2 separate regions of the Homo sapiens genome follow, and region 2 is linked to region 1. A link is a loop called in an ENCODE intact Hi-C map of the cell type or tissue named here. Cell type or tissue: GM12878. All regions are shown on one strand. Links, peaks and the distances in the headings refer to the core of each region. The heading gives the core; the rest is flanking DNA.

Region 1 (16,891 bases), core at 3,116-11,115:
GTCCTAGCAGGGTGCAATAGGATTTCTTCCCAACACAGTTTACTACGAATGTATAATGTAGTTGAGGAGGTTAATCACAAACTAACAACATTAAACCTTTTTTATGAGTATATTAATTTCTTGATAAAATCTTTAATGGTTTTAAGGATTTTGGTAAGGGAAGGAGGGGCAGTAAACTGCCTTCTCCTTGGTCTTTTCAAAATAGACTTTATTTTAAAAAACTAGGAAACATTTAAATCAAAGGTGTAAATGGAGGAAATGATTACATTGAGAAAAAGGAAATCGATATAAAATTGAAGAACTAGAAAGAATAGAAACTTGGCTAGCTAGTGGAATGGCAAGAAGAAACAGAAATTCCTTATCTTTTCAGTTCCAGGAAGATCAGATGCCTACCAAGAAATAAACAGATGAATGTGGGTGCTGTTTCCCAGGATCTTCTCTAAATCCAAGGGTATATTTAAAACTGTTTTTTTTTTTAAAGTGGAGTGAAAGGAAAAGACAACTTTCCAGTTTATTTATTCCATCAAGAAAGAAAAGAGAAAATCCTATTCACACAATTTCTTAACATAAATTTGCATGGCATTTTTGCTTCTAAAATTCTAGGGAAGTGCTTATCTATTCAGTGAATAATTCCCATACCCATATATTTTTCTTCAGTGCAGCCTGCAGTTTACATCTTTATTAATAATACACACACACACACACACACACACACACACACACTCACACACTATGCAGAGGATCTTATTCAGCGATTGTTGGAAAATTCAGAACCAATTTTTAAAAATCATGCTGGCCTTCCTGACATTATCACTCTAGATCATTCTTCCTGCTTCAAATTTCAGGAAGAAATAAAATAGTATGTAATATCTACTGCCATAAAAAAAGCCCAGATGGTTTGAACTAGGAATTAAAGTATGTGGTTTTAAAGAGACATAACATATGATTTTATGCCTAGAATAAAATTCAAGCTACAGATTTACTATGTGTTTTAGACCAAATGGAGATTTTTTTAAAAAAAAAACCTCATGTTTTTAATTAAAGGTATATTTTCAACCAAAAGCATCAGCACTCTACATGTGAATCCAAAATGAAAACTGTCATTAAAATCCACATTAAGGTGGTTTATCTTTCAGGCAGAATCATGAGCAGTAAATCCTTTCAGATGGTAGGACAGGTTTTCTTTTCCTAGAGCCGTTGCTAGAATATTTTAGTAATTTCAATAAGTACCTTGGCAACGATAAGGATAAATGTCTTCAGTTAGTCCAGATTAAATACCCACTTGCCCTAGGGTCCCATATAAAATGAATCCAAGATTGAGAGTTCCTTTTGCATCTGACTTGTCACTGTCAGGCGCATTACTTGTAGGGAGTAAGTCTGGTGATCCATCTACTTCTTTGAACAAAATACAGCTCTAATTGCTCTGGTAGATTTGCACATGCTTGAAAATAAACTCTTCTGAAATGAAGGATACACAAAGTGAACTTTTGCAAGAGAAAAAACCGTATGCTCACTTCATCTAGAATGTAGACCTATTACACCAAATAGCACAACAAAAATATAATCTAACTTTTAGGGAAGTTGCATTGTAAGATGATAGTCCTACAGACAAATATTTCATAAGTTTCCCTGGATACATAGATGGAATCACTACAACTTGGAATAAGAAAAAGCATGCATTTTCAAGTCCTGGATTCCAACTCTCTAAGTTCTGCCACTTATTAAACAGTGCGTTTGCAATATAATTAACCACTGAGGCCCTCCCTCAGTTTATCGACCTGCACAGTGAACATAATGCTACCTACCTTAAAAATAGGTTTGTGGAAAGGAATGCATTTAAATCATATCACATAAGTATGCCAACTGGTAGAGTCCAAAGTCACTTTCTCACCAGAAAAGAACTTTTTATAAGGAACACTTTAAAAGCAAAAAAGGAAAAATAAAGGGCTGCAAATCATCCAAAAAGTTGACACACCATGGAAAAATTTCTAATTTTAAAATCACTATGGTGAGTGTTTGCCTAATCATACACTGGCTAAGATTCCTCTTGTTCTTTTGAACTTCAAATAACATGGTTAGACGCAGGTACTCAGTGAACAAATAGGAAGCAGTTTTAGAGTGGAAAATAGAAGTTAGGTTTGGTAGTTCTCTCTGGTATATTAACTAGATGCAACTAGATGCATCCATTGTTATTAACTCATTTAACATATAATTTTTGAGACACTCCTACTGTGTATCAAGGACTGCATGGTGCTAAGAGCTGAAGATATAATAGTGGAGAACAATGAACAACACCTCTTCCTTTATGAATTTATCATGTAGTAGGGAATTCATATACCAAATAATATCACACAAATGCACTAAATTATTATTATTATTATTATTGAGACGGAGTCTCGCTTTGTCGCCCAGGCTGGAGTGCGGTGGCGCGATCTCGGCTCACTGCAAGCTCCGCCTCCCAGGTTCACGCCATTCTCCTGCCTCAGCCTCCCGAGTAGCTGAGACTACACAAATGCATTAAATTATAAACTGAGATATTTATTAAGGAAAAGGGGACTATGCAGCATTTATGCAGGAGGCTTGAAATATTCTGTGGGATCAGGGAAGCATTGTCTAAGAAAGTAACAGTAAGTGATCTGTAGTTAGCACAGAATTTGAGTAGTAAAAGAAGAGAAGAAAGATACAAGTAAACTAGAATGATAAATGTCCTGAGATAGGAGGGTAAATGGTATCTTTTAGCAGCTAAGAAGTGAAGTTATACAAGATGAATTATGCAATCTCAGATTATTTAAGGATTCATAAATAATTCTAAGCATTTTGGTCTTTATGATCAGTAAAGACCAAATGGTCTACTGATGAAAAAAATCCATTGAAGAGTTTTAAGTATGGGTTGACACAATAAGGTTTATGTTAAGAAAAGATAAATTTGGTTGTTGGATGAAGGTTATACTGGAAAATAAAAGACTACTAGATGAAGACACTGGTATCTCTGGATGTTTGGCCATTGAACTACATTAATAGATTGGTCACAGTCCTTCACTGTCCCGTATTGGTTTTTAGATCCACAGCATTACCATTACCTTACAGCTTTCAGGAAGACAAAAATGAATAAATTAGGAACTAAGTATTGATGATAATCTCATGATACAGTTTATTGCTCGTTATCAGATACGTTAGTCAAAACATGAGCACTTGTTGACACAACAGAGCTAAAATCTTAACAAACAAAAATTTTAGTATGTGGTACCCGTATATGGGTAGTAAAGATATGTTGGCACTGTAGAAGTTTTTCTAGTATCATAACATAGCCAGAGTGCAATGGGGCTAGAAATAAAATGTGAAAATCAAAGGCCAATTCCAATTTTATTTAAACATATATTTGTCTATTAAAGACATACAAAAAGTAAACCCTGACAATTTAATAAATATATTAAAATATATTGGCGTCAACATGTCTATACTCTTGGCCTCTGAGTGAGCATATTGTAAGTTTTATTTTGTTCAATTATCAGTGTTTTTTGCTAGGAGTTGCCATAAGGACGTTGACAACATCTCTTGACTAGAATTAAGTCCAGCTGTTAATAGTTAGCATATTTTTGTGCCTCTGGAATTGAGAATGGGATTAGGTGGTGAGGTGAAGTGAGTTGGGGAATAATGGGATTAGTCAAATTAGTTTGATTGCACTATTAAGATTGAAAAATGAAAGAAATGGATCTCATCTTGAAGAAAATTTAAAAAATAAATAAGAATGTATATATTTACCATTCTATTTCTATGTACTACAATTATAAAGGTAGTAGTATAATTTGAAAGGTTTTCACTTCTGCTTAGTGATTTTCACATGACTTGTGAAAATTACTTTCTTGCCATAAGCTGCTGAAAGCTATGGGGTTAGAAATACATTTGCAGGCTGGGTGTGGTGGCTCACGCCTGTAATCCCAGCACTTTGGGAGGCCGAGGTGGGCAGATCATAAGGTCAGGAAATCGAGACCATCCTGGTTAATATGGTGAAACCCAGTCTCTAGTAAAAATACAAAAAACTAGCCAGGCGTGGTGGCACATGCCTGTAGTCCCAGCTACTTGGGAGGCTGAGGCAGGCAAGAGAATCGTTTGAACCTGGGAGGTGGAGGTTGCAGTGAGCTGAGATCACGCTGCTGCACTCCAGTCTAGCAGCAGAGCGAGGCTTCGTCTCAAAAAAAAAAAAAAAAAAAAATTTGCAAAGCGACAAAAACCTTTTTAGGGCAAGAATTATTTTTTAATTGTACCACAAAGAGAAATGGCGACCTTCAGAGTTGAATAAACTTGGAAATGGATTGATTAATTCTGTTTAAATAATAGATGAAAAGTACTTTATCATAATTTTTTTTTTACTTCATGATGTTCTTATGTATACTTAGCTTATAGAAATTTTTTAATAAATGTTAATATTTTCATTAGGGTATAATTTTTATTAAAAATAAGGCCATTTTTTCATGTGGCTATAGTTTTGTAGAAATTTATTGTTTATGACTGAAGAAAAAACATTAAAATGATTTATATGATGAAAGTGCCATGGTGGTGTAACTTCTGGTGGTTAATAAGGTTACGGTCATGAATTTTAGAAAAGGAAATAGTTTTAGGAGTTTTCTTACTATCATTATTATAAAGCTTAAACTTATTATAATTATTATATTAATAATAATAAAATGAGTACTAATTTTTTGTTGGATGCCTGGGTATAGATAGTACTTAGAGTTTTCATGCATTACCCTATTTGTTCTTTGCATTTTAGGGTTAGAAAATGTCAACATTTTATATTGGTTAAATTTTGAGCTCTTACTAATATGCATAAAGACACCATATGGGCAAGAGGTACATATAAGACAAGTGTCCTCAAGACACTTGACTTCCATCTGGCTAAAATTTGTCATAATACAGTCATTTTGTTACAAGGAGACAGTTTACTGCCATCTGCCTGTAAATGGTTGTTAAAAATACACAAATTTCTGATGTCTATGTTGTGAATGTTGCCCCATAAGATACAAACTGCATGGCCCGCCCAACTACATAAAATGGTCCAGATGTGTATAAATGAAAAGGCCATGTGAGATTTTAGTTTTCTGAAAATATGTAAGAAAAAAAAGTCTTGATTAATTTTTAAGAATCTTAAGATCATCCTAAAAACATTAAGAAATCCTAAAAACATTAAGAAAGTCACTTATTCTATATGAATATATATTCTTTATCAAGCTATTAGGATGGACATTCTTAGAAATTGTCTGGGTTTACTTTTTGTATGTCTTTAATGGGCAAATATCTATTTAAATAAAATTGGAATGGGCCTTTGATTTTCACATTTTATTTCTACCCCCCATTGTACTCTGGCTATCTCATGATACTAGAAAAACTTCTACAGTGCCAACATATCTTTACTACCACCAAAATTCAGAGTTAACTTTAGTCAGTAAAAAGTACCTGAGCACTGAAGAACAATTCAGATAATAAGGTGAAATAATGAGTCAGAAATAGCTGGTGTTTCACATTATACCTCTTAGAATTCATGAGTGTTTACTTTGTAGTATTTGTCTTCCTGACAAGTTTTTTTCTCAATTAAGGGAATAACGCCTTTTTGTGAAATATCTTCAAGAGCAGGAAAAGAATAACTATGTCAATAAAATGAAAATATAACTCTAAATATGTAAAAAATATGGGCCCAGTTCACCTACCCTTGCTTGAGACAAAGGGCTTCTGTTATCTTGAAGAGGTAGCTCACCTTCAATTCACTAACTGAACACTTTGTGGAAAATATTATTATATTAATTTTACAAAGGAATAAATGAACTTGTAGGTGAAGTAATTTTCTTAAGGTCATAGGTTGAGCAATGATTAAAGACCCAAAATGACTGACTCCAGAGCCCAAGCCATTGAGCACTAGGTTCCCTTTTCTCACTGGTTAATTCTGATAGGCTGAGCATTCTGAAAGGAAGAAGCAAACTGGGGCATGTTAAAACAAAATAAAGAAGTGCACATAGCTCACTAATGTTTTGAAATTTGACTATTTAGCTGCTGAATAGTTGACTGACATTAAAGTTTGAAATGTAAAAGACTGTCTATGTAATATGTATTTATTTTACTGTCAGGTAGTTTTTTGTTGTAATGTGATATGGTTTGTTCAAATCTCACCTTGAATTGTAATAATCCCCACGTGTCGTGGGAGGAAGCCCTTGGGAGGTAACTGTATCATGGACGTGGGATTTTCCCATGCTGTTCTCATGATAATGAATAAGTCTCATGAGATCTGACTGTTCTATAAAAGGGCAGTTCCCCTGCACACACCTTCTTGCCTGCTGCCACAAAGACGTGTCTTGCTTCCCCTTCGCCATCTGCCTTGATTGTGAGGCCTCCCCAGCCACGTGGAACAGTGAGTCAATTAAACCCCTTTTATAAATAAATTACCCAGCCTATTCTTTATTAGCAGTATGAGAACAGATTAATACAAAATTATATGCTATTATTCATATTTTGTGAAACATTTCTACTTAACTGCATTAATCAAAAAACAGTTTACTTAAAACATTGAAAAAAAACAAAGAAATGTCTCTTATTTAAGAAACTTAACGATTTTAATTTGTTAAAAAATTTAAAAACTGTAACAGCAATGCATGTTCTTTTGTAAGTTACTTTGAATAAACCAAAATGCAAAAAGGAGAAAATAATAAAAACCACCTATTTATCCATAATAGATGTATATCTAAAACAAAATGTGGTTAAAATATAATTTAACACACACACACACACGCACACACACACACATGCACACACATATTCTTTATGAAATACTCTTACGTTAGGGTTAAAAGAGAATAAATTGTCATTTTTTTTCTATTTCCTTAAACAACAATTTGATTTTTGCAAGTTTTACCTTTTTATTATCTTAAAATCGAAGAATTAAAGTATTTAAGTATTTAATTTCTAGTATTAAATTTAAGAACGTATAATACATAAACTCTGTTGGTAATCTTTACTAAATGAATGAAGAATGGAAGATACTAACATGGAAGGTAACCTAGAGTAGCAATTGAAAAATCCTTGGTATTGGTTCAGAATAAGATATTTTCATTATAATAGAACACTTTAAAATGAAATACTTGTAGAAAGATAAATTGCCTTGGTTACTTGCAAATATGCTACCAAATTAATATCTGGTGAATAAGGAAGGTCAATTTGTCATGTCTGTAGGCATATGTGTGGAGATAAATTGTAAGAGAACATAAATACACAAACAACTGCAGCATTCTATGAAACACTTATATTGCAACCTACAATAAGCATTCATGTTCATATATATTCATAAACCTAGAGGCAAATTATAAATAATGTTGCTTCCATGAAACCTAATGTTTTGCAATTAGAAATGAAACATATATTAAAATAATTAAATAGGACTCTAAAATTACATAAACTTGATTTTAAATGGACTAAATATTTAGTACATCAATGAAAAATACTCAAGATTAAATATAAATCGGATTTTGTTCCTTTTATCTTGATTTGTAGTTTATCTGCATGTTATTATTGCCATTAATATGTTATTGCTATATTGCCATAATTATATTTATTTTTGCTACAACTATTTTAATCTTTGATTTTCCCTTCTATTAGAAAAGGTTATACTTAAAAGTAAAATATCAGGTTCCTTACCTTAAGTCAGATAAATAACCCAAGATAACAGATTAAATAACCTACAGCTTCAGGTTTTTGTAGACCCAGAATTATCTCATTTGATATGAGAAATGGGAAGTATATTATATGATTTTCAAATCTTTTCAAATTTATTGTCTACATTAAAAAATAATAATTTAAACTATTTTGTGGGATAGAGAGGGCTGTACCTGGGGTGACATATTATAGCATAAGTGAGCCTCTCAAACCTCAATATTTATCTGATGTCAAATGTAGCCGGTTCAATGCATCATACATTTGTGTGATTGAATAAATTGCTTAAAGCAAATTTCACATTAAGATGATAAACATGGCTATTAACAGAAATCAGGGTCTATGGTAATCAGTTCCACTAAACCAATTAATCTTAACTCTGTCACAAAGATTCCTTGAGACCTACACAGTCCTCATTTTTAAAATAAAGAATAATACTCACTTCACATAATTTTCTTGGGAGTTTAATATGATAAACTCATTTTCTTAACAAAATACCAACAAAATTTTCTTTGTTTCTTTTAAATAAAGATGCTTGTTAGACAGATGCATTTCTGGAGCAGATTTTTTAAAAAGTATAGAATTTGCCATAAGTTAAATGAAAATGTCTAACATCTTCTCTCTTACTGGAATGAATTGAATTAGTCCATCGATGTCTAAAAATGACAAACTCCTTAGTCTCTTAGGTCACAAAACCATCACTAATATGTGGTAACGTTCTGGGCTTCTTACTTTTTGTTTGGAAGTTTTCTTCTTACCAGGGGCTAACGTGATCTAAAGAGAAGGGTGGATGGCTAGTATGCAACATATACTAAATATACCTAATTAATTTTAAAAGGAATCAGGAAATATTATATAATTCATTAGATATTCTAGAATTTCTAAAAACAGACAGGGACAGCCATCTTTGGAAGTTTTTCCAGTATTTAATCAGTCTTATTTTATAAGATTATTTATGGGTAATCTTAATATACTTTGCACAATTTAAGTGGCGGCTTTTTAATTTAATTTAATTTACTTTGAGACGAAGTCTCACTCTGTCACCCAGGCAGGAGTGCAGTGGCACGACCTCGGCTCACTGCAACCTCTGCCTCCCCCCTTGTTCAAATGATTGCCCTGTCTCAGCCTCCTGAGTAGCTGGGATTACAGGCGTGCGCCACCACACCCGGCGAATTTTTGTATTTTTAGTAGAAATGGGGTTTCACCATCTTGGCCAGGCTGGTCTCGAGCTCCTGACCTCAGGTGATCCACCCACCTCGGCCTGCCAAAGTGCTGGGATTACAGATGTGAGCCACCACACCGGCCTAAGTGCCTATTTTATAGCTTTAACTTTTGCAAAAATTGGAAAAGGTCCTAATTTTATAACCCACAAATACTCTTTCATGTGCATGAAGACTGTGCTTGACTTTCTTCTCAGGCTTTTTTTGTAACAGATTTAAAAACTCTCAATTAAATAATTCACGTTTTCCTAATCCATCAATTTTTTTTAAATCTATTTCTAAATTTATTCTATCATTTTAAAATAGAGCAAACCAAACCAAACTTGATAATCTACCAATAAACAATGCTTGGGAAAAAATTATTTTTCCACTTTTGTATATCTTTTTCTTTCTCTAAGATTAAATCAGTAACTTTTGTTTTCTTCTTTGATATCCTTATGATTCTCATAGACTTTGCTGCTCTATTGCCAAACTACTCATATCCCCCTGTTACTGTGAAACTTGGTGAAATTCCTCAGGGATTTTGAGACATCAAAGCAGTAAGTAAATGTGCATGCCTATTCATTAAGAACTCCTTTATACATATATGAATTTTTAAAATGTGTTTTAATAAAAATAAATACAGAATGAAAAACTAACCCTTAATCCCAAACATATTTCTTATAGGCCTATTTAGTGCAATAAAATAATCCTGTCATTTTCAATTCATTTACTCACAAACTATTTCTTTTTGTGAGGATTTTGTTGACAGCACAGTAAAATCAGTACTATACTGGAAGAGGTTTACAGAGGCCCAGCAGGCACTTTTCACTTTTTCCATTAAACATTCCATATGCATCCATCAAGTCATTACAGTATTCCACATATCTGTCAACCTTTGCCAGGCTATCACACACAAGCACGCACCCTAAGACGATTCTTATGAAATATTCATAAACATTTTCAAGTTACAAATTCTTCTCATTCAAGATAAGATTTAATGGCAACATTTTCCCGGAGAAGTTAATGAGAACTCTTTGCTCATAATAAATGAGCTCCGATATACAATTGCCCTGTGGTTTCACCAGCACTCTGGTTGGGAACAAATTCAACAGCAATTCACATTCAGCATTCTTTTGTTTAGGTGCCTGAGGCTATGTCTCCCTGGCTGTCAGTAATCTGATAAAAATATAAAAAATCAGTCAGTTTGGATGAAGAGTGATTTAACCGTAATGACCATATCCAACCTACTAGTTGATTTTTACCATACTCTGCAGGGAGAATATCAAGTGATATTTTTCACCCCTTAAGTCAAGTTGGGCTTTGGACAGCTAAATTGGTGAGTCTGAATCCTCTGATTAGTATGCTTGATTGACTAAGGGCAGAAGTGGACTGAAACACTCTCCACATAAATGAGAAATCTTGTCCAAATTGAAAGCATGTATTGTAACCACTCAATCAGCTCCCATGGGGGAAGCAAATAAGCTAAATTAATGCTAAAATGGTTAGAGGCATTTTCAGGCAGTTGTTGGGAATCCTGGCTGCTTTTCCCCCCACATTTATTTATTTTGAAAATTTTTATTTTAAGGATTTTAATAGAAATGAAAAATATAGTATGATAAATTCTCACATATTTATTACCTGACTTCACCAGTTATTAATTTTCTTACATTTCCTTTATCTTTCTCTGTGTATCTCTCTCATTCTGAACCATGTGAAAGTAATCTGAAAACATATTTGTTTGGTAGTAAAGAACCATGATTGAAGGCACAATGGTGCTAATACTGAGAGAAGCTATCTTAAATATTTATTCATAAACACAAATAAATAAACAAACTGCGAGGATCATAAAGAGCCCTAGGTTTGGAATAACAGCACTAGCTCTCTGAAAAATAAATGTACAACATTGGATAAGACATTCAAACTCCCTGAGAAGCAGTTACTTACCATACAGCAGTGACCATCCTACTTATACAGGAATTTTTAGGAAGATAAGGAGTGTTTACCTGAGAGTGTGTATCTGAAAGTAAACTAGCGTCATACAGACAAAGTCGTGGCTCCGCACAGGTCATTTTGGTCAAGGAATGATCCCGTACACAACAGCGGTCACGTAAGATTATAACGGAGCTGAAATTTTCCTATCAGCAAGTGACATCAGAGTGTCCTAACGTTGTAGTGCAACATATTACTTACATGTTTGTGGTGATGCTGCTGTCAACAAACTTACTGCCCTGCCAATTGTATAAAAGTATAGCACATGCAATTATGTACACACTTGATAATAATCAACTATATTAGTGGTTTGTGTATTTACTATACTATGTATATTTTTGCTATTTTAGAGTGTACTTCTCCTACTTATATATAAAATAAATTTTGGTCAGGTGCTGTGGCTCACACCTGTAATCTCAGCATTTTGGGAGGCTGAGGGGAATGGATCACTTGAGGCTAGGAGTTCAAGACCAGCCCGGTCAACATGGTGAAATCCCGTCTCTACTGAAAATACAAATATTAGTCAGGCATGGTGGCACACATCTGTAATCCTAGCTACTTGGGAGGCTGAGGCAAGAGGATCGCTTGAACCTGGGAGACAGAGGTTGTAGTGAGCTGAGATCATGCCACTGCATTTCAGCCTGGGTGACAGAGGGAGACCGTCTCAAAAAAAAAAAAAAAATTAAATAGTTAACTGTAAAACAACCTCAAGTCAGATCTTTCAGGAGGCATTTCAGAAGAAGGTATTGTTATCATAGGAGATGACAGCTCCATGCATGTTACTGTCCCTGAAAAACTTCCAGTGGGACAAGACATGGAGGTGGAAGACAGTGATACTGATCCAGACCCTGTGTAGGCCTTGGCTAAAGTGTCTGTGTTTCTTAGTTTTTAACCAAAAAGTTTAAAAAATAAAACAATAAATAAAATTTTAAAAATAGAAAAGGACTTCTATAGAACAAGGATATAAACAAAAATATTTTTGTCAGGTGTGCAATGCGTTTTAAGCTAAGTGTTAATTACAAGAGTTGAACAGTTTAAAAAAGTAAAAAGTTCATAAAGTAAAAAAGCTATAGTAACATAAGATTAATTTATTATTAAAAAGAAAAATATTTGTAAACAAATATACTGTAGTCTAATTGTAAAGTGTTTATAAAGTCTACAGTAGTGTTTAATAAGGTCCTAGGCCTTCACATTCACCCACCACTCACTCACTGACACCTAGAGCAACTTCCAGTCCTGCAAGCTCTACTGACGCTAAGTGCCCTATACAGGTATACCAGTTTTTGTCTCTTATATCATATTTTTACTGTACTTTTTCTATGTTTAGAGATGTTTAGATACACAAATACTTACTACTACATTATAATTGCCTGCAGTATTCAGCATGGCAATATCTGTATTCTGGGAGCAATAGGCTATACCTTATAGACTAGATACGCAGTAGGCTACACCATCTAAGTTTGTCTAAGTACACTCCATGATACCAGCACAACACCAACAACAACAACGAAATCATCTAATGAGGCATTTCTGAGAATGTATCCCCTTTGTTAAGTGATGCATGCCTGTATTATTCAAGTAACTATGTTTTAAAACACCTTCAGTGAAAGTAGGAACTGTTCCTTACCATGGTTACAAAACAATAACAATATAATAAATGTTTATTGAGCATTTACTAAAGGCTAGGTGATATGAAGACAACACTATCATTACACTGGTTTTACAAGGACAAAATGAAGTCTTAGAATGTTTAAAAAGTTTGACCACTGACTTACAGCAATTAAATAGTAGAGCTGGGACTCAAATCCCATATAATTGTTCAGATTCTCTACTCATGGGATGTGAGGTTGGAAATTCATTTTAAGTATAAACAAATGTGGACAGGGAGACCTCTCATGTACACGTGATGCAAATGTACACATGAAGACCACTCATGTCAGAACTGTAAAGAATGTCTCTAGGTACCTCTTTTTGCCCCCACTCCCATCACCCCAGATATTATATTCTCACCCATTTTCCAATGTGAAGCATACTAAATTAGTATTATCCTGATATAAACTGTCTTTTTAAAAAGAAAAACTTTAGACAAAATAAATTTAACAGAGTTTATTTGAGCATAAAAGGATCTATGAGTCAGGCATTACTCAAAACTGAAGAAGGTTTGGGGAGCTCTGAGTTAGCAATGTGAACAGAGGGTTTTTATAAAGCTGAATGCAGAGGTAAAAAAAATAAATTACTTAATTGGGTACAACTAAGCATTTGCCTTATTAGGGTGTGTTCCTTATTTTTAAACTGGATTGGAGCTACATGTTTTATAATCAATTAGAGCACACAATTTATAAAGCCACTCAAAACAAAGGAAAAATCCTACGTATTTAGTGATTCATAATAAGATTTTCTTAAAACCACAAGGAAAATACTTTTATATATGTTTTGCCTATAACCTTCTGTAGAAGTCACAGAAAACTTCTCAGTAAGGAAAGATTTGAAATAGCTACAACAATGCTTGCCTGCCTGTTATATTAATAGTATAATTGGAAGAAGGGCCAATTGAATTTTAATTGATCAATTAGCACACTTTTTTTTTTTTACTAGTTTTACTCTAAAGCTAAGAAAGCTTTGAACTTTTAAAATTTATAAAACCAATCATAAGGTTTGATAATAGCCAAAATGTAAGACAAAGCAAAGTATCAAAATTGTCCTTTTTAACAGAACAGGAATACAATATTGGATTATATCACAGGTGTTTTAATATCCATAATACCTTCACCAGGTTGTACTATTATTTAATTATTGATATGCTATTATTATTATAAACAAAGAAGTTATATTAAGACAATCATTAATGTGGGTATTGGAAAAATGTTAGGCAAGCATGGCTTGTTGGAACTATAAGAGTTATTTCTGAATTTCATTCTATGACTCATGTTTATATATGACGAAATTTACCCTACAACTTCCTGAAAATTATCTTTGTATAAGAATTATAAAAGGAGTTTAATAGGAGTATTTTATCTACTTATGAAGCCCAAGCACACTAGCTCTTCACTGAATGGTAGGGAATAGTCATTTTAACAAGCTAACAAAGTAATGAGATTTAGATTGAAACAAAAGGGAAATTAGAACTAAATCTTGAAGAATAAATATAACTTTATCTAAAGGATTTTCTGGTGGTTCTTCCTTAATTATGAATATTAGGCAAAATTTAAGTCTTCTATTGTACTATGTATATTTCTAGATTATATAATCTGACCTTTCCTAATTTTTTAATAAAAAATTGATTTAAAATGTAAAATTATTCCAATATTGATTAAAATTTTGTGTTGTATGTTTAAATTTAAATATTAGATGATTAAAATATTTAAATAATTAAGATGTTAGATGGTTATAATATTCAAGTAACTATGAATATATTAATTTAGGAAAATTCATAAGATATTTAAAATAAATGAGATTACCGGGTGTATTCTAAAATGCAATATGAGAGAAAATATACAAAATAAAATTACATAGACTTAATGAAATTTTGAAATGCAAATCTAGTAAATAAGAAGTACCTTTTTTACCTGCAATATAAAGGCTTTTTTTAACTGCTCGATATTAAAACTACAAAAGCTTTATTCTTAACTATAATATATATGATCTATAAACCCAATAGTGTTTGCATAAATACAGCAAATATATATTTTCAGTTAAAAAGCAATTTAATGAATATTCATGAGGATAATAAATTAACATATATTAGCAGTTACTTATTAAAATAATATTTTATTGAGTGCATATTGTTTTCAAAGTTCAATTGAAAATATTTTCTGTTTGTATAGATTTAAGTTTTTATAGCTTATTACAGGCTAATTTGTTATAAAAATAAGACATTGATTGATTTCAAAACCATATACGTTGGGCAGTTATAATTTTAATTACAAAAGTTTTAGGGAGAAGTATTTTTTTCCCAAACAGATATTAAATTTCCAATAATGTTTCCTTCCAAAAGTAATTTAATTCTGCCTCCACATATTTTATAGTAACAGATAGTAAAATTCAAACTGCTGCCTAATGCTCCTTAGCAATGTGTTCTTAAGCAAGATAGTAATAATAATTAAGCAATATTTATCAAGAGACAGTCAGACAAAAAGAGAAAATGAGCGAGAACTTAGAGCCATATATATAGTGACTAATAATTAGACCTCAAGTTAATTCTTTTAAAACTCTATTGGTATAGAATTAAGGGTTTATTTATTTGTTTGTTTCTTAAGCACCATCTTACCTATGAAATATCAATGCAGAAATGAAAGTAACTATGCTAAATCACAAAGTCAGTTTTAGGATATTGTAAACTGAAATACATAAGAAAACAATGAACTAGAATTTCAATGTCATAACCATTCCGGAAATAAATCTAAGCCTTGAAGTCCTGAGTTTCAACTTAAAACAAACAGAGCAGGGGTTCTACCATTTAGCAAATGACAAAACTTACATTTTGAGTCCATAGAATAGTAACCACTAGGAAAATATAATCCAAGGAGAAAATATAGTTCTTGATAAAATCTTTCCATATGATTAAATTAAATGTCAGCTGACTTTCGATGAATGTTTAGTATGTGCCAGGCATTGTGTTGAGTACTTACATGTATTATATTATTTCAATTATTTTTCACAACTTTATGATGTAGGCTATTACACGATATTCACAATTTTGTGATATGGTTTTTGGGAACCATACTTGATATCTCAACTTTGGAAAATAAATTAAAATGTGTATTAGAATAAAACTATTCTATAAATGTAATATACTTCTAATTTTTAAAAATATTGTTTTTCTAATATTATATAATTTCATCACCTTAATAAAAAGTATATGCATAAAAATAAACACTGAAGGATGTAAAAATCTAAAGCATGTACCATCTTATGACATTATTTATATTTCTCCATAATTTAAAGTCAAGTTATATTTATTTTTAACATTAATTTATTCATTTATTTATATCTGTTTTATTCCACAAAAACAATTTGAAGACTTCAGTTTTTTTTCTGTTTAACTCAAAGATCAAATTACGCTACAAAGCACCAACACAATCCTTAGTGCTGAATAACACAAAGGTGCAGTCTTGAGAGACTAATACTTTGTCTGTAATGGATTTATTAAGTATATTATTATCTTCAGTTTAGGTTTGCATGTTTGAGTGAGCTGTCACACTTCTCCATCATTAAATTCATGCCCTTTCTCTTTAGAACCTCATACAGATATTAAGGGCTTCATATATAAAAGTTAATATTTATTAAGAATTTATCATGCATGCATTTTCAGATTTAATCTTCACACAACCTTATGAATTGAGAGTATTTTTGTCATCAATGTAGAGATTTTGAAAACCAAAAAATAAAAAATAAGAAAAAACTTGTGTGACTTTAGTGGGGTTCAGTAATAATTCTATGATCACATAACTATGAAGTAGAAGAGCTTGAAATTGAGCTTGTTTCTCCCATTCTTGCATCCTGCAATGCTGTGTTTCACTATTTAAAATGAGTTACAAGTTGAGCAGATAGCAGTACAGAAGATTGGAAGGGCTGTGAAGCTTATCAACAGGAGGAAAAATGGACATTTTAAACGAGATACAGAGGAAGAGGGAAAAGCTGAAATGTGAAAGAAGAGGTCAGTATTACCACAAAGCACCACAGCAGATATCTATATTGATAAGCCCAAGTAATTGCCCAACAGTTTAGACCAAAATATAGCTAGAGCTTACTGTTTTAAATTTTAGAGTACTATATAATATATATATAAATATTTCTGAAACATGGGTACTTTTAGGGGGCGAACTGTATAGAAGGGATTAGCTGCTGTTTCTTTCCCTTCCTCCCTTCTTTTCTTCATCTCTCCATCACTGTTTTCTCTCTCTCTTCCTTGCTATTTTACTTTGTTTAATTTATAACATTTAATTAGGAAAAACAAGATGCTCAGCACCTTTATTTAATATTGTTAACTTTGTATACATACATGG
Region 2 (16,891 bases), core at 3,923-11,922, 210 kb before region 1:
ACTTAAGAATTCAATAAATATATGATATTTGCATACTTTGGAAGCTACTCTTTGATGTGCTCCAGCATGATCTAGAAATAATCTAAAATTAAAAAAAAATATATATATATATATATATGGGATTGCTTATACAGATGGTCCAAAACAGAAGAGCAGCAATGAGAAATCCCAGGATGATAACTGTGCAACAGTCTTAGTAAGCAATTGTTCCAGACTGAAGCAGGACAATAGAATATTTCAGGAGAGAAAATACTGCAAATCTTGAAAAAATAAGGAATTTGGAGAAGTCAGTTATAGATTTCTAGTCACAATATGCATTGCATATCAAAAGCCTCTTGCTCTGGAAAAGACAGACCAACTAAAAAGATATTGTACTTAAAATCTTCAAAATACTACAGTGAGAAAAAAGCACACATATATGTATGAAGGCCTGCGATACCCGATGGTAAGGGACAGCAGACGATAGGTCCATAGTATTTAAAGACGTGTCCTAGGTACCGATTGGAAATCGGTACCTGTGGGTATTAGTCACATCAGTGTAGAACAGTTTTCCTGTGCTTTTTCATAACGAAAAAGCATGGATTCTGGAGAGTCGGAATATACTGAACTTATGCTATACTCTGAGATGATACTGGTAACTAGAACTGAAGAAACTGACCTTCCATTCATTTCCAGCTTATGAGTGATCTCAGAGCTGTTGAAAGTTTGTAAGTCTCCCTAGGAACTCGAGTCAGACAGGGAATGTATAATTTCCTTGATCTCCTGAAGCTACAGGTTTATTTTAAAGATTCCCATAGTGTTAAATTCCTAAAAATAAACAGACATTGTTACTCTGGGATTCTAATTGCTAGAAATGCTTCTGTATGCATGCATGTTTATCACCATATTGTAACAGAAAAATTAAAATGGTTTAAATGCTTCAAAATATGTAGACATCACAAATTATAGAATATTAATTAATAACATGGGAAAATAGTTAATATATTAAGTAAAAATCAGGTTGTTTATATATAGTATGTAAAAGGTTTATGAGAAGCAAAATATACATATAAATAAATATACATTGAGATAAAACTCACAGTATAATTTCCAAAATGGTGAGCTTATAAACAATTATATTTTTTGCATGTTTCTCTTCATTTTAAAATTTGTATACAAGAAGTATGTAATATTTTTAACATGAGACAACATTTTTTAAGCCTTGTATGTTACAAACAAGATAGAGAGGATGAAATTACACCAATACATCCAAGCTAATCCTACTTAGTTCTCAAACTGGTATCTGAGCTTCCCAGCTCCTAGGGAAATAAGAAGACTCCACAGATAGTACAGCTTTCACTGTGTGTATGTGTATGTCTATTATTTAAGAGTTCCGACAATAGTTTTTAATAAGGCATCCAAAAAGAAATGCAAAACAACATAATGACAATACTTGTACTAGCAGATTGAAAAAACAGTTGCATTTGTTATACCGGTGACTATTATAGACATCGACCCTTGGGAAAAGACATAGATAATAATGTTTGGTAAGGGAAATGCTACACAGACCAAAGTTAAGTTGCCTTGAGCTGTCTTTTGGTTAAAATATGCAGTTTTCACAGGCATAATGTCAACTGAAGTTTTGTACAAGAAATATTGTGCAGGGCAAAGTTAAATGATTAACTTATGTTGCTTTCCGGTGAGCTGGTGTAATATGAGAATTGAGCTTGGATTAACTTGAGCAGTAAATAGTTAACATGTGTAAGAGATGAATGTTTTACCTATTATGTTTCCTTAAGAGGGGAGCACATTTTTATAGCATTGGATGATCCCTATTTTACTACAGTTTTGACAACTTCAGTCTTGTTTTCAAGAGAAGGTAAATCCAAATTATACAAACGCGAGGTTGCTAGAAAGAGTGGCTCTTCATATTCCTTTCTCAAATAAAAAGATTTATTATATTTTCTGATGATAAAATTAATGTGCTTACTATCAAATTCAGAAAATAGAGGAAAGTGTGAAATAAGAAGAAAACCATCAAAAACTCCATGACCCCACTGTTATCATTTAAGTGCATTCAGCATTTAGTTATCAACATTTATATGTGTGTATACGTATGTATAAATACATACATATTTATATGAATATAAATATACAGAAAGATATGTGTACATAAGTTATGCACATTAACATATGTACACATAAATATCTGTTATAAACATAATTTTTCACTTTAAAAATGTATCATGAACCTATTTTCCAGGTAAATAAAAGCATATTTATAACACGCTTAATGGTGAAAAGAGCTAGAAGATGTTTTTAATGGAAGAAAGAGCCATATGTTCTAGATATCAGTCACGTAGTTATGAAAATAAAGGGGACTAGATGGTTTTCTTATCATCCAGTAATTATTTCTAAAGGTGTTATTTAAAATTAGTGGAATAATATTTACACAGCTGTATATGTATATACCTATACAGATGTTTACGTATAGATGAACACATATAATTTACATTTGTATATGAATATGTGTGTGCTTTAGTAATTCACTTGTATGTGAATTACATAATGGGTTAAATGAATGTGAACGATCTATTAATGCTTGGAATTGTCATGGAAAAATGGGTACAGGCTTCGCTCCGGGTACTGTTTCCCTGCCAAAGGCACTAGTTGTTGGCACAACTATCAGATATTCATAATCAAGATCCATTATGTGGGTTTCATCTCTCCCTTTGAATGGCACTTATCATCTTACCTGATTAGCATTTTATACTCCATATATCTTAATGTCTTTCTTTCTAAGATACTTTAAGGACAATGATAAAAGTGGGAATGCAGATGAAAAGTATCCTGTCTCTCAAAGCCTCAAATTCAACTTCAAGGGCTTCATTTCAGCACTTTTCAGAGCTGCCTGATTGACTACTCCATACACTAAAGAATGAGCAGCAATTGAGTCCAATCATGCTGAACTAAAAGGAGTTGTGGAAGGAAAAACTTTTGATGTAGAGTTCAACTGTAAGAGATAAACAGTATTATTCCACATTAAGAGGCAGCATTTTCTCATGTCAAAACTAAAAAGAACATTTTACCGTGGAAATTCTTTTGAAAAAATTCTTATTATATGCCTGTATTGAACAATTTGTAAGTCTGATATTTGTACTTTTGTAACTGCTACAGAGCTTTACCCAGAGGTTCAATTATGACCTTGCATGGTGGACCCATTCTAAGCAATGGATAACCTTGCTGAGGTCAGAAAATATCAAAAGTATTTTTTCTGAGTCTTTTTTTGAGTTTCATTTGCAAATTATTCCGATCATAATTTTAGTAAAAGGTGATTCTCAGTCTTTTTTCCATTTTATGGCACACAAAAACTGATAACATTTGTATCATTGCTATAAATGTTGGTGTATGCCCACAGATGGAGATAGATTGTAGGTGCTGACAGCTGCAAGCTCTCTATAGCCTCTCAGGTAATCCTCATGTGTAGCGTGGCAGGGTGGCATGGCCTACCAGTTAGAAAGTCTTGTTCCATAAGGATATTTTATAGTGTAGTACATTTCAGTGTGCCTTGTCCACAACTAATAAGTATAACAATGTGGAAAATAATTCTATTCTTCAAAAATCAAATTTCATATAAATGAAACAGTAAATAACTAGAAACATATATCGGGAATGATTTTTAAACTTTCAGCTGTGACAAACTTAATCCCAAAGTTAGTCTCTTAACAATAGCAAAAGTTTAAAAGCTCAACTATATAAAAATTTAAAACACATAAAGGCATACTCAAAAGACAAACTATTAAGAAGCTTTAGATAAGCACAGAAGACAAATACACAGATTGAAAAGTGGGGAGACAAAATTTACTATAGATTCAATATAAATAAAATCCAATGAAAACAAAAAAATTCAAGTCAATAAACAATTGGACAATAATATTTTATAGAACAATAAAATAATATTTATTGTATTATATTTATAGGACAATAAAATAATATTTATTTTATTATATTTATAGGACAATAAAATACTATTTTATAGGACAATAAAATATTTCCTGACAGAAAAAAAAAAAGAAAGAAATGTTGCAGCTCTGGGGTGTTGGAAGTGGCAGCCATTGAATGTTCTTAGAGCTTGGACAGACTTATCTGAATGCTGCTGCTGGAAAGGAATTTAAATGTTTTAAAAAAAGTCTCTATCCATCCTTGTGTTCAATTGTTCAAAGTAACCTTATTTGAAGGCTATAAGATATAGTCATTATATATCAACATTCTAAAATTTTCTAAAATCTCGTACCTCAAGTGCATAGTCTTGGTTTGAATTCCTAACTATAAGGTAATAATTAACCCAGCTATTTGGCTATGATGTTCCACGGATTGCCTACCTCCCTGTTTGGTGGGGAAGAGGGGATCTCCATTTTCTTTCGTTGTAACTTTCCAATTCATCCACTCCCACATTTAGGGTCTATTATTGCTACCATCCTGCTTCTGATGGTACTTTCCATACAAATAGTTACTTATGGTCCGGCGCGGTGGCTCACGCCTGTAATCCCAGCACTTTGGGAGGCCGAGACTGGCAGATCACGAGGTCAGGAGATCAAGACCATCCTGGCTAACACGGTGAAACCATGTCTCTAGTAAAAATACAAAAAAAAAAAAAAACTAGCCAGGCGTGGTGGCGGGTGCCTGTAGTCCCAGCTACTCGGGAGGCTGAGGCAGGAGAATGGTGTGAACCCGGGAGGCAGAGCTTGCAGTGAGCTGAGATCCTGCCACTGCACTCCAGCCAGGGTGACAGAGTGAGACTCTGTCTCAAAAACAAACAAACAACAACAACAAAAAAACAAATAGATACTTATGTTTTAAGCGAGGAAAAAGATTCATTAAAACAATAAAGAGAATTCATTACTTTCTTAATAGAAACTCTAAAGTGGGCAAGAATTGATCTAGCAACTTAAAGGTTATCATCAAGGACTTAATACCTCTCTGTCTCTCTGACCTATCTTCACACCATTACAGCAAAGAAGGGCTATCTTTCCCAGCACTCTCAAAGGAAACAGAAAAACTCCTATTTCCTGAAAGGCAGTCAACATCTCACTACCTCATTGGCTCTGTTTTTGTAATGTGTCCATCCATGAACTGATCATTGTTGACAGAGAGATGGGCCGCGATGATTAAGTCAAGTAGGACCCACCTTTAGAAGTGAGGGTCAGGACAATCTACCCATATCATCTGGCTAAAAACGGAGGAGGGTATGGGTACCAAGAAAAATCTAGGTGTTACTTTCCTAAAAGAAAGGGAGTAGATTAAAAGCAAAAATGTCGATTGTCATATACTAATGTAGAGACTATTACTTCTACTTACAGTAGTTTCATAAGGAATAATGCTTTATTTTTAAAATGAGAGTATATTTGGTTTTGGAGTAGAAGACTCAAAAGAAGTCTCTTCTACAAGGAGTAGAAGACTGTGTATCCCATCTAACTTAATTGTTTTCACTCAACAAATTGCAAACTTAGCTTACTTCTAAAAATTAATAGCATGCATGGTCATTTCTACTCTTGGGAAAATAACTGAGAATTACCCTATTTCACATAAGACACTATGGTAATGAGTTTTACTTTCTTATGACATGACATCTGTTGGTTTCAGATCAGTGATCCAGAACTGAAAAGTTTTATCTAGAATTGTCAAGCTTTTAAAATTTCATATGCTAACAACTTAGGTCTTTCTCTTTTGAATCAGAATGACTTGAGGAAACATCTGCCTTATTTGTTTGCCGTGGCATTTCCTCCCCTTTCTAATATTCTGGAATATGGGTAATGAGAACAGGCTTCATTCTATACATGGCTATGAACACCATATACCAATTTAACTATTTTTAATTAATCAATCCATGCAACCAAATATAAAATAATAAAATATGTTGCTTGATTTTCATTATGCTTCCCTAACTATAACCCATTCTTCTTTGAGATCATAGGTGTGAATTTTTTTTAATATAATAGTATTACTTAATTGCCTTGTCAAAATATTCCTTTAATATATTTTTCTAAATATTTGTGTAATATCTTTTTATGCTACCCTTAGTTTTATTTGAAGTTTTAGGGTCAGCGTAAATACTTATCCACAAAAGCAATCACTTTGATAAACGTAATTTTTCATTCTTCCTCAATAGCAGTTTTTATTTTATTTCTGGATGTTAAGATGAAATCCTGGTCTGTTAAGCCCCAGCAACTGCTGCCATGGCTGCCATCCACAGGGAAATCCATCAGCCATTTCATGCTCATGCCAATAACCACTGTCACCAGCTATTCAGATTGGCTTTTTATTATATATCTGGCTTATAACCAGTGATAGTGTTATTCTACATGACTAAATCTTCCAGCCTCTTCTAGTCAAGCCGGGGATGTCCTGGAAGGGATTCTGGTCTAAGTACAAACACGTTTTCATAAAATTTATGTTTTATTGCATCCTTTTCCAATAACTTATCAGTAGAAAAATGGAATTCTATGGAGCAGGCATGTGAAGTATGGCCTTAGCACAATCTCAAAGGTAAACATTTAATCTCACAATCAGTTCAGTTTCTCTAACCTCAGATCTACTTGAAAGTAAAATTAGAACATGTGAGGGGGGAAAACACTTTATTACTCATTAACTTGTTGGTTTTGAGAGAAACTTTAAAAATTCAAATTTAAGAAAAATCACATTTAATGAATGTTTTAATTTACACATAGATGAATGTGCACGTATGTGTGCACACACACATCCCAGCACCTACACACCAGACAAATGGAAAAGCTGGCATAGAAATTATTTCTGAGTAATGCTTAACATATCCCACAAATTTTAGTCAAGTAATAGAATGCTTGTTGGTCATCATATTGTCTACATGTTCTAGATTATAGCTAGACTCAACACTAGAGTAAATAAAGGTCTAGGTCTTCAAACTAATTCGTGCTTGTCCTCTAACTCATATTATGTGTGCCCACAATCTTTGTTCAATTTCTTTTGAAAGAATAACAAGAGAAATTACTAATTATGTCAAACATTCAAAGAAACATCTTTGATGTAGAATTAAACAAAAGTTGAAGTATTTCAATGAAGGGCAATGTTTTTTCTGACAAGAGAATATCTCAGCTATTCATGCTATTAAACTCTACACTGTTTTCCATTTCAATAATGTCAGCTTTATCATGTCACTTTTCCTCTTGGCATTTCCATTTCAGTAGTGTTTGCTTTGTTTTGGCCTATTAATCCCCTTACTTAAATTGGTGCCAGTCTTTCCCAGACTACATAGTTCTTTGATAGATATACAGTAAAGGAAATAATTTAAAAACATGCATTTCTAGCAAACCTGGGAATGGCAGACATCCTATGCCTTGTCAAGAAGTTACTTACCATATCTGGATTAGACACATTTTCTGCTACATACACACAGTCTTCCAAGTAAATTTTTCTACTACAATGTATCTTTACATTAAGTTGTTCAGACACTGTTTGCATTTATTTAAGAAGACATTGTACTAATAATTCTGAAAACTTATAATGATATGTGGATTGGACTCCAGAAAGGGGCAAAATATTTAATATCTTCATAGGTTATTATGTGTGTTAGAAGAGGAAGAATTCTCTTCATATAAGAGCTCTGTGGATATACTGAGGACTAATCATCAAACCTGGAACTAAGGTTCCTGGAGGAAGAAACACAGAAATCTGCTCTTAGTTCATGGATAGTGCTTTGGATGGGCAAATAAATTATGTTCATTTGTAGAATAATTACTTTAGAACCCACTAAGTACCAGATACACATTTAGGTTTCAGGAATACATCAGAGTACAAAACAGACAACTATGCCTCAGTGTCCTCCTGTGCTTTACATCCTAGAAGGAGGGACTGACAGAAACAGTCAATAAGTAGATTACATAGAATATTATACGTGCTATGATAGTACAGGGTAAGGGATTTGGTAGTGCTTGGGTGCAGTGGGGATTGCAAATTACAGAAGGTAGATGAGGTGGGTCTCGCTGTGAAAAATCACAATGGCAACAGAGTGAGCAAAGGGGAGAGTAGTAGATAGGGTCAGTCAAGTAAGAAGGCCAGGTTTTGCAGGGCCTCTCCGGCCATTATAAGGACTTTGGCTTTTACTCTAAGTGAAATGAGAGAAAGGGCACAGAATGATCTGACTTAAGTCTTCAAGGATAACTGGCTACTTTGCTGAGAATGGGTTGTATGGGGCAAAGGGGAGGAAAGTGGTTAAAAGGCTACTGAAATCATCTTAGATGGGATAAGAGTGGAGGGAGAGAAGGTGGCAAGATACAGTTGCATCCTGGCTGTAGGCTGACAGAGAGCCAATAGGACTTCCCACTGAAATGTACAAGTGGTATGAGATAAAGAGAGGAGTGAAAGAGGTCTCCAAGGTCTTTGTCCTAAACAACTGAGTGAGAGTTAAGGTGCCTGATATCGCACAGAAGACTGAAAAGAAAAAAAAACATTTCATATAGTAATCTGTGTTATGGCACTCATATCGTTTCTAAATCAGCCTCCAAGAGAAATTTTGCCACATTTAAAAAGTTTCATTCTAGAGAGCGAGTGGGGCCTCTCTCTTTGTGAAGCTATTTAAGAATGATAGCTCCAGAGATTTGGGGGTGTAAGTTCACACACAGCCTGAAGATGACGAAAAACAGAAGTCAGAAGTATGAATGTGGAGTTTCAAAACACAAAATTTATCATTGGTGAAGCCAAAATTGCTGAAGGAATAGAGAGAGAAATGCTAACTGGGTAACAAACGTCCTTTGAGTCACTAAGAGACGAGCTTCAGTGAAGGGAAGTGGAACTAGAGACTACGTAGTGAGGATTAGACTCCATGAGTCCTAGAGGTGAGCCTTCTTTTTAGCCTGTCCCGTCCCAGAAAAAGAGATTTGGGAAGTCTAGGATACTTGCACTCTGTTTTGAGGAGCAGGATAAAGGTAATATGTTATTCCCTTTTGACTGTACTTCAGATATGATGTAGTCTTGCAGTGGAAAAATAAGGTTTATATGTTTTGCAATATTTAAACTTGCTTTTGACAAAATCTCTTGATTTTCAGAACAACTTTTTGAAGTAGGTAAGACAAGTGTCTTAGTCAGTTCAGGCTGCTATAATAGAATACCATAAACTGGGCAGATTGAGCAACCAATGTGTATTTCTCACAGTTCTGAAAGGCTGGAACTCTGAAATCAGGGTGCCAACATGGTTAGAGTTTTGTTGTCAGCCCATCTCCTGGTCCACAGATAGCTGTCACTTCATTGTATCCTCACATGGCAGAGAACAAAGAGGAAAAGCAAGTTCTTTCCTGTCTCTTCTTCTAAGAGCTCTGTGACGGTTAATATTAAGTGTCAACATGATTGCATTGAAGGATGCAAAGTATTGTTTCTGGGTGTGTCTGTGAGGGTGTTGCCAAAGGAGATTAACATTTGAGTCAGTGGACTGGGAGAGCCAGACCCAGCCTTAATCTGGATGGGCACCATCCAGTGGCTGTCAGCGTAGCTAGAAAAAGCAGGAAGATGAAGGTGGAAAAGCTAACTTGCTGAGTCTTCCAGCCTTCATCTTTCTCCCCTGCTGGATGATTCCTGCCATTGAACATCAGGTTCCAGGTTCTGTGGCTTTTGGACTCTTGGACTTAGACCAGTGGTTTTCCAGAGGCTCTCAGACCTGCAGCCACAGACTGAAGGCTGCATGGTTAGCTCCCCTACTTTTGAGGTTTTGGGACTCCCACTGAGCCACTACTGGCTTCCTTGCTCTTCAGCTTACGGACAGCCTATTGTGGGACTAATACCTTGTGATCGTGTGAGTGAATTCTCCTTAATAAACTCCCTTTCCTATATATGTATATCCTATTAGTTTTGTCGCTGTGGAGAATCCTACCTAATTCAGACTCTGACCCCATTATGTGAGCATCACCATCATGAGCTAATTACCTCCCAAAAGTCCCACTTCCAAACACCATCACATTGAGGAATCAGGTTTTAACATTTGAATTTTGTGGAAACACAAACATTCAGTACATAGCAACAACATGAGTATTATTGTTCCTATTTTATAGAAAGATGAAACAAAACTGAAGCTAAGAGAGGTTAAGCAATAGTCAAGGTATTACAAAGCCAATACATTGTTAAACCAGGATCACTTTTTCTAGATATACATTCATATACAAATCTTGTGATCCCTGCATTCTTACTGTTACCCATTCTTAACCAATACAGTTGGGAAAGCCCAGGAAGTATTAAGGCAACTGGCAGCTATACTTCCACTAAAAACTAGTGTACACAGGCAAAGAGCACACTGATAAGAACAGCAAGTAACAGTTCTGTTGTCTTAACAGAGAAACACATAGTCAAGCTTTCACTTCTTGTTTCCATGTGACAAAAAAGCAAAGAAAAAAAGATCAAGTGTTCATGCTCCTGGGTAAGGTTGCTAATTTAACCAATGTAATTTGCTATCGATAATGCAGTCGTTAACTACAGCTTTTAGCAAGTCTTGGCCTCATTAGCCTCAAGTCTAATCAACACTAAATCAATTTATATAAACAAAATGTCTGTGAAATGACATATATCCCTGTACATATTTTACTGGGTACATTATAAAATGCTTCCCTACTATAGTATTTTAAGAATGATTTTGACATTATTAAAACATAATTTATTTTCTTTATTAAAGAAAGTGAGTTGACTTATGTTATTTTCTTAGAATTAATGGCAACAGTAAATGACTATATAGCATACTTAGTTTGAAACATACAATATCCATACAGTGGCATTTTAACTATGTTGACAGCAATTTTATAATGATTAAAAGGTATCTTGTAAACATGATTTATGTTACTTACATAGCATTCGCAAATAATTATTTCTTTTAAGAGATACTTTCAAAAACAGATATTTTCAGTGATTTGAAAATACTGATTATAATGCTGCTCAAATAAACCGTGAACTGTTTTAACAAATATGTATATATTATAAATGTAACTAATACATTTTTTTCTAAATGTGTTTTCCTAACAGATAAACTTTCAAAGTAAGAGGAAACATTTTACTTTTGGTACACCTGGGTACACTATTCATGGTAAATGGTATTTATCTGTATGGTTTTTCTTATAATTTCAGCCCTTGCCCAAATAAAGTATTTGACTTTGAAGTGGTCCTTCTACTAAACTGTGTTGCTCTTTAGTTATCTGTTTGACTAAGAGATTCAGTTGGTCATAACTTTACTCTGCTTCCAGGACTAGCTGCTTAAAAAATGTGAGGTTAGCCTGCTTCCAGAAAACAATATAATAATCAATAATATATAAAGATGTATTTAGTACAGGACCTGGGGTGCACATGCTCACTAAATATTAGTAATGGCAAAACCAGCAATTACGTTTGCGTCAAACTAATACTTATTTTCCCTTCTATTCTTCTCAGTGAAATGTCTGCACTGCTTTCAGTACCCAATGCTGAGACTTTTAATCACCCAAGCACACATTCAATTAATTTCTTACCCAAACCAGTAACCAGTAGCCCATTGCTTTTAACATGGGACATCTGTGTTTGAGTCAACGGTCCTCTGCAACCTAGTCCTGAACACCAAATGCATTCCCTTGAGATGACTATGAAAACCAAACATTATTGAAGTTCTAGCCCTGAGCATGGCTGACTTGAGGTCAAATTCAGTTACAAAAAAAATATTAATAGAAGTGGAAAAAAATTAAATGATAGATTAGGAGACATATTAGGTACAAGCACTTGATAAGTACCTTGAAAGGAAGAAAAATAAATAGAAAAATAAGAAAAAAATATTAGCAAAGAAGTCAGGAAAAAAGATGTTTAAAGGGTCAGGAAAAGGAGAAAAGGAAAGTTAAAAAAAAAAAAAAAGCCAAAAAGTAAAGTCAATTGCAATTAAATCTGTTTTATGCCTGGCACATAGCTTACTATGTGCATGCTTTCTAAAGACTTAATGACTCTTTTTTCCTCCAACATATCTCCATAAACTTCCTGTATATATCTTTAATAGAATAAGATGCAATTATTAGGATACAGAGGTTGAAAATATATGTTATTATATATAACACAGCAATTTGATATATAAAAGTTTTGCTAAATTAGTATCACACCCTAGGTAGGTTTATTTCTCAAGTAGTGATTTTGTGCATTTGTGAAATTCAGACCTTTTATTCAGGTATGTTTATTTTAAGGAACAGGTATGTTTATTTGAATGAAGTGGACTCAACTAACAGGTGTTCCTGTCCAAAAGACGTTGTTGGAATGAGCAGATAGGACACTTACAAACAAAAGTTAATTCCCCACATCTAGTAAAAAGTTTAAGGAAATTACTAAATGTCCAGAAAATAAGTAAGAGTATCAAGTGTTAATCTCAAAAGATTATGTTAAATTTCTACTATCCTTCCCTCATAAATTTTCCAGACCAATATCAGAATATTATCCAGATAGAGTATTAATGTGTCCTAAATTTACTATTATTTTGTAAGCTGAAAGGGAGAGATAATCTCAACAAAATTAGTAGGTTAGAGAAAACATAGACATGAATTAACTACTTTTAATGAAGCAATGGGTCTGTATGAAAAACTATTTTTTAGAAATCTGTGTGAATTGTGAACATGATGAGAAGATCTTTTGAGAAGATATTTCTGAACATATACAAATGATAACTTACACGTCATGATGAAAGATTTTCTCAAAGGGAGCTGGAAGTTATATTGTAATAATAAATGCTTTTAAAGACACTGACAGATTAAAAGACCGCACCATAAACCAAGGCTTTAGTTACTTAAAAAGCTTTTGATGAAATAATCTCTACATCTGCAGTCTACGGTTCCATATTTGAAGCTAACAATTTATGTGGTTTTATCTTTTGAGATACACTTGGTCATTGGAAATTTAATAGTCAACAGCAGCCTCTTGAAAACTTCAGATTTAAGGAGCCCCCTGTGCAAACTGAAGAATTCACTGAATATAAAATTATAGTAATTTTAGCAGACTTAGAATCTAATGATTACTTTAACATTCATGCTGAGATTTTTCTGGATGTTGGCTAATATGTATCCCTTAGATAAGTATATTTTAGTTTCTCCAATTTTTTTCTTATTGAAAAGTGAATAACTTTTAATATTTTTTTTCCCAATAGTACTGTAAGCTTCGCCTCAGTGCAATGATAAGTTTTTGTGTCTCTAGGCATGAGTTGGAACTTTTGAAAGATGAATTTTTTTCTGGAGATACACTGAATATACATGTATTAAAGTTTATATCTAATGGCACTCCAATCCAGAAGTAAATACCGATTTCTTTTACCGTAGGTTAGTTCTAGGACTTTTCATAAATGTAATTGTATAATATATAGTTCTGTGTCTAGATTCTTTTGCAAGTCACAAGGTTTTGCAATTAACCCATGATGCTGTATCTGCCAATAGACTATTCTTTTTTATTGCTAGGTAGTATTTCATTATATGAGTAAACCACGGGACAATTTATCTGTTTTCCTCCTGATAGACATTTAGGTTGTTTGGGCTATTATGAATAAAGCTGTCCTGAACATGCTTGTGTATGTTGTTGTATAATGTATTTTCATTTCTCTTGGATAAATACCTAGACTTGTGACTGTTGAGTAATATGACTGATATATGTTTGTCTTTATAAAAAATAGTCAAACCATTTTTTCAAGGGATGGCGCCATTTTACACCAGCACGAGTGAAGTTGCTCCAAATACCTATCAATTTATGGTGCTGTGGTCCTAGAGTCAGCATTTTGAAGCAGTAGCTTTTTGTTCCCCAAGCTTCCTAATTGAAAAGGGAAAAGAGTATGTAGACACAGCTATATACACACACACACACACACACACACACACACAGTGGCATTGTTAGTAATGACAAAGAAATCTTTGAAATGTATATAAATGTTAAAGAAAATGAATTGGTTAGTAAAGGCAATATAGCTATATAATAATACACATACATTAATTGGCCATTTTTATTTTCAAAAACAATTCAAACCTACAAAAGAGTTGTAAGTATATTACAATGAATTCCCATATATTGTTCATCTACATTCACTTATGTACCAATGATAATACTGCTTTTTTAAAAAATAGCAGCTACTTATAGTATTTTAAAAGGAAAAAATTACAGATCGCATTTCCCTTTAGGTAACGACATAATCTGCATGCATTACACAAAGAAAAAATGTTCTCAGTGTTTCTCTCTGGATAGTAAAATTATAGGTGACGAATTATGTTTTTCTTTTTGCCCATGTATAGTTTATACACTTTTTACAAAGAGCAGGATAAGATAATAAAAGGAGCTATGTTAGTTCTCAAGGAGCTATTTTCTAATATACATAGTTCTTTTATTTAAATTCTAGGTTAAAGTGAAAATGTCAATCACCCTTGTGAATCTTTATCAAACTAGAGCAGCAGCCCACCTTATTTAGGGATTGTACAATACCTTATTATTTTTGGATCCTATGATTACCTACTGAATATTACTGAAATCTGATTAATATTTTAGAAGTCTGTATAAAGCCAGAAAAAACTATTTTATTTCAAGGTTGACAACTTTATGTAAAACATAATTGATAAATTAATACCTTTCATTTAGATTCTGAAATTTCAAAGTAAATAATTCTGGATTACTTTACTTGAAAAAGGGTGCTGTGGAATAGAATACTACTTTTGATGCTATGATTCTAAAACAGATTTTTCTCCCTAAACCTCACTACATCATGTCTATTTCAATCCAGGCTACTGCCATCTTAAACTCCTTCTGGAGTTACCATTGATTACAGAAGACAAATGAGTTAGAGTTGCTTGTGGATGAGATGGTTGCCATTGATATATGTCTACAACAATGCGCTATGTTTATGTGGTTATACAGTCTCAGAAAAGAGTTGTAAACATTAACACTAGACCTAAAATTTTCATGGTTTCTTGTATTCCACCAATGTTTATCGTATATGGCTTGTAGATTTAGAGCCAGAATTTGTTAAGGCACAATATAGATAAACTATAAATATGAAAGCTCTTAGCCTAGAAACCAGAGGCACCTAGAAATAAATTATAGGCTCTTTTATATATTATAAAAGCTAAACAAACAAACACAAATAAAAGATGAATTTATGAATGAATTACTTTATAAATAAATGTTGACTAAAGCAGTCATCCATAAAAATATTCACTTCCTCTTCCCTACATCAGTGCAGTGTTTGAGCACCTGAAGGTAATTCTTCCTATCTGAGAATTCTTCCTTAGGCTGAATTGAAATTGTTTCTGTAAACCTTGAAGACATACATAAAATTACTATCCATGGCCCTTAGGAGAACTGTTTTTTCAGGATTAAAATAGCTTAATGTTCTGCTGCTCAATTTATTTCATAATTCTCACCTTAAAATTATAATTTTGCAACTAAAAATACAGTTAGTAGTAGTAACTATGGAGAGATTCATGTCAGGTTATAAGACACTTAAGGCTATAAATTTGCAGGTGAAATTCCAGATCAAAGGGAAGGAGTAATCAGTGCCTTCAAGCCTTATCAGCACTGTATATAGAGTTGTGCTTCTGAAAAAGTGTATTTGCACTGAAAAATGCAAATTGTGGATCTTGACATTTGAAAAATTCATTATCAAAGTGAAGATATTGGAAACTTCGTTTTTGTAGAATTTCATATTTTAAATATTATAGGGTTTGTTTAAAGCAGCATTCCTGTGGCCATTTTTCACAAGATGATTGAAGGAAAATGTTCCAGAGTAAAACAAGTTTGGAAAAGGCTGCATGTTCTATTTAGCTTTGGATCTTTATAATGCAAGATAACATACTGAAGGTTCTACTTTGTATACCTTTCATAATGCGCACTGGGAAATGTTTGTTCAAAGTAAGTTCATTGGTATATTTGTTTGTTTAACTATTTATTTAACATTATTATTACATTGATTACCTTTTCTTTCATTGAATCAAATTATTTTGTTAAAGATTCAAGCAAACCATTCAAACACAAAATTGTTTAATCAGGTTACAACTTAAAAAGAGAAATGGCAAAAACCAAGAATCCACAATTTATAAAATTTATCAAAGATAAGTACATAACAACAGATAATAAAATTACCCCAGTACTTATTTTTGAGACGGTTATTATTTTGTTCAGCAAAAAACTGTTTAAATTTATTTCATTATTCATTAAAATACTATATAAATTGTCATATGTCATAAGAACGAATATCACTATTGTAGTGTTATGTAAATTATTAATTGATAGCATTAATGATAGGTTTTTAACCCAAACATGTAAGACTTGATCAGTGTTTAAGGGGGGAAATAGAGCAACAATTTATCAGAGTAAATTTCATATTTTAAATGGAAAAGTGTACTGTACTGCATTAATGATACTGTTACAGAATTTTATCTAACCTCCCAACAGTAGTGATTCACTAATACCTGTCCTGAGTAAACAGTCACTCTTTCAAGTCCTGAAGAGGCCTGTGTCCAGTGTACCAATCAAAAAATTGCAGACAAAAAGTAACTCAGCTTAAGCCATTTTAACAATGTGATATTAATTATGACGGGATGGCTGAGTTCAAGCTAAATAGTATTTCAAGTTTCAAATTGTTTGGATTTCTTTTTGGTTACATAGTCCTAATATATAAATCAGCTGCCTTCTGAAAATTGGAGTTTTAAGCAGAATCTCACTAAGACTTCTCTTGTTATCTAAATCTAAATAAAAAGGGATTTACATACTGTCAGTATATACTGAACAGAAAACCTTGTAAAACAGTAGTAAACTGGAGGGATGCATTAGTTTTAACACAAAGCAAAACCTTGTAAACTCAGGAGATAGATAAACCTGCCAATAGAATCACAATTCTAAATGTGAATCTTTATCGAAGTGGTAACTCAGT

What was found. Peaks named below come from ENCODE experiments on the same cell type or tissue, not always from the same donor. Only the 100,000 strongest peaks of a DNase experiment are listed, where the experiment ranks them.
Region 2: a loop joins it to region 1, with 4 times the contacts of the local background. A loop is called at or near these places in 1 of 110 quality-filtered maps.

The regions. Positions count from the first base shown.
Region 1 is chr3:175,263,620-175,280,510 of GRCh38, reverse strand. All of the region lies in intron 4 of NAALADL2 (N-acetylated alpha-linked acidic dipeptidase like 2), which reads right to left. NAALADL2-AS2 (NAALADL2 antisense RNA 2) reads left to right here and starts at 9,415. Exons shown (of 3, transcript NR_046713.1): 1 at 9,415-9,454. In GM12878, for the core only: no CTCF peak of the experiment used is centred there; a DNase peak (open chromatin) is centred at 6,260; H3K4me3 peaks cover 3,041 bases; H3K27ac peaks cover 4,218 bases.
Region 2 is chr3:175,478,301-175,495,191 of GRCh38, reverse strand. The region is part of intron 9 of NAALADL2 (N-acetylated alpha-linked acidic dipeptidase like 2); the gene reads right to left. Among named protein-coding and RNA genes, the nearest start is that of MIR4789, 120 kb to the right of the region's middle. In GM12878, for the core only: no CTCF peak of the experiment used is centred there; DNase peaks (open chromatin) are centred at 5,597 and 8,721; H3K27ac peaks cover 339 bases.